2 separate regions of the Mus musculus genome follow, and region 1 is linked to region 2. The links are chromatin loops, found by intact Hi-C in ENCODE. Cell type or tissue: gastrocnemius. All regions are shown on one strand. Each heading gives the region's core, and the rest is flanking DNA. Links, peaks and the distances in the headings are about the cores only. Region 1 overlaps Adrb3 (adrenergic receptor, beta 3). Region 2 has its middle 20 kb from the start of Eif4ebp1.

Region 1 (2,911 bases), core at 238-2,737, 54 kb after region 2:
CGGGACACCCGCGGCACCGGATGGAGTGCCCCCCTGCGGCCGGCGGCCTGCGCGCCTCCTGCCACTCCGGGAACACCGCGCCCTGCGCACCTTAGGTCTCATTATGGGCATCTTCTCTCTGTGCTGGCTGCCCTTCTTCCTGGCCAACGTGCTGCGCGCACTCGCGGGGCCCTCTCTAGTTCCCAGCGGAGTTTTCATCGCCCTGAACTGGCTGGGCTATGCCAACTCCGCCTTCAACCCGGTCATCTACTGCCGCAGCCCGGACTTTCGCGACGCCTTCCGTCGTCTTCTGTGTAGCTACGGTGGCCGTGGACCGGAGGAGCCACGCGCAGTCACCTTCCCAGCCAGCCCTGTTGAAGCCAGGCAGAGTCCACCGCTCAACAGGTAGGGGACACGAGCGGGGGACCGGAGTCTCTGGGTGGGGACGTCTCTGTCTCTATTTTTGAGTTTGGAGATTGGGGGAGGGGAAGATGTAGATGGGGGTGCGGTGTGTGTGTGGGTGGGGGGTGGCCTTTGTCTTGAGAGGACAGAAAAGAGGTAGGAACTAAAACGGGCCCTTTCTCTTCTTGGATCCAATCCCTGGGTCTGAAGCAAAAGGGAGGAAGGGGATAATTGCGCACCTTAGGACCAGGTGACCCCCACAGGCAGTTGCTGCTCTTCCGGCAGGTTTCTGACCTCTCTGGTCGCCTCTAGTTTGGGGTTTGTTTGTTTTTGTTTGTTTGTTTGTTTGTTTTGTTTTTTTAGTTCCCTTCTTCGGGAACCCAGGCATCTCTATACCTGTCTGGGATATCCATAGACAGCAATGGACTTCCCTAGTCCTCGGCCTCAGTCCCGCTCTCTCTCAAAGGTTTGATGGCTATGAAGGTGCGCGTCCGTTTCCCACGTGAAGGGCCGTGAAGATCCAGCAAGGAAGCTGTGAGTTGGCTTGGAGTTGCTTTCCTCCCTCAGGGACTGGATTAGAACTATAGGGTGGGACTTGGGGGGGAGGGAGGGTGCAGGATGGACCCTATGGGATTTGGGGGTGGAGTAGAGGGATGCGGGAATGGTCCCTATATCTTTGAAAAGTGAATATGCTTTTCAGGGTTCCTGAATCACTTCCCTCTTCCTTCCAGTGCTTGATCCCCATCTTCTTGACTGGTTGCCCCAAGAAATATTGTTTCCGTTTTTGCAGGACTTCTGGGGATTTTTTTTTTCCTCCAGAAAGACAAGCAACGGCTATGGATGCAACATTTTTATAATGCCTTTGATTTCTACTCAGAGTGAGTCCCCTGGAACCTCAACTCTCCAACGCTCCAGAACCGATGACTAGACCACGAGGTGTAAGGGAAATCTTACCAAATGGGTTTCACCGTCCTCTCTCTCTTTCCGAGAGAAGTTGTCTAAGACCCACCTTGAACTTCACTACTACCTCAGCAGCTGGGACGGCAGGCCACCTGTGCTTGACGGCCCTGGGAGGAGCCCTATGGCCTTGGAGGCCTGCCAGTCCCTGCCTATGTTTGTGCTGTATGCTTAGGGAAAAGAGAGCACCCCTCCCTCCCTTTCTTCCTACTGCTTTCCTAACCCTGATGATCGACATGTTCCTCCACAAATCACTCTGTCTCCAGGCTCTGTGTCTCTGGTTAGTTTGAGAGCAGGAATCCAGGAAAAAAAAAAAGTTTGAGGTTTCATCCCTGTCTCCTCACTATGGCTCTCTAAGCACCATCTTGGACCATCTCTCACAATAGGCACAAAACAGCTCTAATCTACCTCACAGTTAGGACTTCAAGGTTTGGGGGGGAAATTCCAGGGTTCATAGGAAGAAGTCAAACTATTGGAATGGGTCCTTTTTCCACTTAAAATCAAATTAATAAATATTATTGAATGTGGTTTGTCCCCTGCTCGCCTTTTCTCTGGGTTTGTTTTCTTTTCGTGGCCTGCTTGCTGGCTTCCTTGCTCCGAGCTGCGTTTTGACAGGGGCAGTAAATTAGGAGTAATCCTTGCCTCTTTCTTCCTAATCCTCATCAGACACAACCAGAAAGTCTGTCTGTGTAAGTGAGGCAGTCGAGTCTTTGCCTCGCCTTCCTCCCCACCTTTTCTGAAACTTTTGAGATCTGGTTGCAAGAAGGAGCGTGGTCCTGCATTACATATCTGTCTTCATGGGTGGAGGATGGGGCCTGCTGTGTCCAGGCTCAAGAATGTCTAATACCACAAACTAGAGTGGCTTAATAAGGTCTCATTGACATCAGCAAACACTTTGCTTCAGTTTTGTGTGCCTGTGTATCTAAAGGTTCAGGGCACTGGTTTGAGAAGGGACAATATGTCTTGTGTTATATTAATAGATGTGTGTATACAACACACACACACACACACATACATGTTTCTGTACCCTCTCCCGTCCCATTTCCTTCCTGGGTTGTAGAACTCTCCATTTTCCTCTAGAAGCAAAGCTGAAGTCACAACTGTCTCTTGATACTATTTTTTTCCTTGCTTCAGTTTTTACAGCTCTTATCTGACATGTTTCTCACGGGGGTTGGGGTGGGGTGTGGGGAGGTTCTATGGAAGTGACCAGAGTATTGCACTGGCTCTTTTTTAACTCCAAGAGCAAAGACCATCCATGATCAGGCTGATTTCCATCCAGCAACAGGCAGTTACTCACCAAAGGTTTAGTAGCCTGCCTGTGGCATAGCGTGCAGGGCACTGGCTGTGCCTGGGGGTCCTAAGATATAAAACCTCCCGTTATTGCCCACAGGATAAGCTACATGACTTTCCACATATGGGTGTTCCCTGTGGACTGGACCTAACCTATGCAGTTCCCCGAGCTCCTGGATCTCAGGTTTTATGTCTCAGGATGTTTGCATACCAAAGATGACATTCTCCTTTCCAACCCAATGCAGTGTGCGATCTCTGGTGTCCAAATGTAGACGGTTTCTTG
Region 2 (2,911 bases), core at 138-2,637:
TGTCTGGTACACTGTGTGCGCTCAGGGAAACAAAGGTGAATGGTGGTGCACCACCGGCTTTCTTCTCTTTTTCCAGTCAGCCCAGGACCCCAAGCCCATTGGGAGCAGCAGGATGCTTCTGCGCCCTACATGGTGCTGCCTGCATCCAGAGTGGATCTTTCCTCTTCAATGGAAGTTCTCTAGAAACTCCTCAAAGACACACACCCAGAGGTGTCTCCTAGATGACTCTCTGTTCAGTCAAGTTTATCACGAAAATTTATCTTTATTTACATTTCAAATAGTATCCCCTTTTCTAGTTTCCCCTCAGAAAATCCCTTACCCCCTTTCCTCTCCCTTGCCCCCCCAACCCACCACTCTCGCTCCCTGGCCCTGGCTTTCACACACACACACATGCACACACACACACACACACACACACACAGAGAGAGAGAGAGAGAGAGAGAGAGAAACACACGGCCTCTGATCTAGTTCCTGCCTCCATGTTCCTGCCCTGCTGATGGACTTAAAAGCTGTAAGTTAAAACAAACTCTTTCCTCCCCAAATTGCTTTTGGTCATTAGTATTTTATCGCAGCGGCAGAAACCCTAATACAGTAAGTAACCCAAAAATGCATACTATACGTTGGTTTAAATCTCTGTGTAAATTTTTGGATATTGATGCTGATAGGACACTTGAGCTTTCTAGTATGCTAGAAACGTCATGGAGAATCAAGAGGTTCAGCTGGAAAGCCAGAAAACAGACCTGATTGGGGATCTGGGTTAGTTTTTTTAAGACTCAGAACATGAAACTGGGCTAGACAGTCCCCGCAATTGGGAAATAGAGGCAGCAAAATCAGGAATTCAAGGATACTCTGAGCTATATGGGACTCTGCTGAAAGACGAGAGAGAGACAAAGAGAGGGAGAGAGAGAGAGAGAGAGAGAGAGAGAGAGAGAGAGAGAGAGAGAGAGAGAGAGAATGTTCCCGATTCCAGTGCAAATCTGAGCCATCCTATAAGGCTCTAGAACGCAGTCTTTCTTCTCTGGTTTGACCACGAAATGCCTAGGAAAATGTTTAAATACTCAGCTTGCTAAAAGCTGCACATAAACATTGTTAAGACCTGCAATGGAAGGAATCAGTTGGCTATTGAAGGGCCCAGTGGTGGGCCAATCAGAAGGCAGTTTGTCCACAGGCCCGTCTTGCTTGGTCCAATGAATAAAGAAGATCTTGACAAGCTTGTCCCAAGCCTAGGTGGGGATCAGAGGGTAGCATAGCCATCTTCAGAAACCCCTCCCCTTATTGCGGGAAGTGAGGGTCCGGTGGCATTTTAACAGAGAACCTGCAGAATCCTTAGGTCTTCAACACATACAACACCCTCACTTACTCCTGAATGGAGTCTAAATGAAGTAGCCTTATCTGAGAAACTTATGTATTCCTTACTTTAATAAACTCTTCCAGCAGGGGGCAGCATTGACCACAGTACCGAGTGACATCAAAATCTGCTCTGGAGTTTGAGGATCAGAGAATGTCTAGAACAGAGTTCTCTATTGCCTTCACTGGGGTGCTGGCTCGTGCTAGGTTTAACTGTCTGTCCTACAACAAAAGGGTGTATGTCCTGAGGGAGTGGAGACACTTGGCCTCCAGGAGGCCAGGTTTGACTTTCCAATGAGAATCCACAAAAGGAATCACAGCATACATGCCTAATGGGATTCCGAACCTACTAAGTGCTTAGTACACAGCAGGCACTCACTACTCAGGAGCCTTCGATCCCTGCTATCCCTGGTTCAAACCCAAGAGACCACCAAACACCTGCATGGCTCTAGGTCCCTCAACACCAGTCTCAACTCTAACCAACAGCTGTCTGCTAAGAGTTCCGAGCCTGAAAAACTCAGGCTTCACGTCCGTTCAGCGTGGTACCTATGTGGACCCTAGCTTTGAGGCTGAACCAACAGGAACTGGAATTCTAATTCTAATATTCACTCCCCATGGACATATGTAAAACACTAATAAAACAGTGACCTGCCAAGTGCTTCAAGTTTCAGGTGTATAGAAATTATTCTTACAGCTATTCTGCTGTTCCAGCAATTGAACTCCATTGTCATCTCAATTTCCAGGACAACCAACACACCAACTGGCACAGTTTACAGTCCACAGAAACATGTTCCAGGTACACCTTTTCTGATTGCTTTGGTTTATATGTGAGTGCCCCATCCCCCACCCCAATCCGACCCCCACTTTCACCCCCCTCCCCCCAACCCCCACCATGAGCTCATATATTTGAATGATCAGTCATCAGGGAATGGCACAACTTGGAAAGGATTGGGCGGTGTGGCTTTGTTGGTGGGAGTGTGTCACTGAGGGTGGACATTGAGGTTTCAAAAGCCCATGATGGGCCTAAGTATGTGATCTCTCACCCTCCCTCTCTTCTCCAGTCCTGATGGTCTCTTTCTGCAGACCTGAACATAGCTCTTCACTACTGCTGAAACACCGTGCCTGCCATGCTGGCTGTCATAACAGACCATGCTTCTGAAGTGGTAAGCCAGCTCCAGCTAAACGCTCTCCTTTATAAAGAGCTGTGGTGCCCACGGTGTCGTCTCACAGCAATAGGACAGTGACTAAGACACATGCACACTCTTCTCCAGTCTCCACATCCTTCCGTCTGTCCCTACTCTGTTACCTTGTCCTGTTTCTGTGTGTACACTTAGTCAGGCTTCCTTGGGTTAACGTTTTTCTCGGGTGTTTGTTTTAGGTTCTCCAGGATGAAGGCATTGGATGTAGGGAAGACTTGGCACACATTTCTTAATGGAGGCAGGAATCTTCTGCAGGTCACTTACTGAATCTCACCCTGCCTGAGACACCTTCCAAGTGCAAAACAGACTTATCTGTTGGTCTTGTCTCTGGCCTTTCCTCCAGTTGCCTAAACAGCACACTAAAA

The links. A loop is a pair of places that touch in the nucleus more often than their neighbours do. Peaks named below come from ENCODE experiments on the same cell type or tissue, not always from the same donor. Only the 100,000 strongest peaks of a DNase experiment are listed, where the experiment ranks them.
Region 1: a loop joins it to region 2, with 6 times the contacts of the local background. A loop is called at or near these places in 29 of 42 quality-filtered maps.

Annotation. Positions count from the first base shown.
Region 1 is chr8:27,224,730-27,227,640 of GRCm38, reverse strand. It overlaps Adrb3 (adrenergic receptor, beta 3), which reads left to right. Exons shown (of 4, transcript NM_013462.3): 2 at 1-384; 3 at 848-915; 4 at 1,113-1,865. The coding sequence ends at 887. Among named protein-coding and RNA genes, the nearest start is that of Gm45470, 3.2 kb to the left of the region's middle. In gastrocnemius, for the core only: no CTCF peak of the experiment used is centred there; DNase peaks (open chromatin) are centred at 317 and 1,453; H3K4me3 peaks cover 135 bases.
Region 2 is chr8:27,278,710-27,281,620 of GRCm38, reverse strand. No RefSeq gene overlaps it. Among named protein-coding and RNA genes, the nearest start is that of Eif4ebp1, 20 kb to the right of the region's middle. In gastrocnemius, for the core only: a CTCF peak has its summit at 1,431 (motif pointing right); a DNase peak (open chromatin) is centred at 1,448.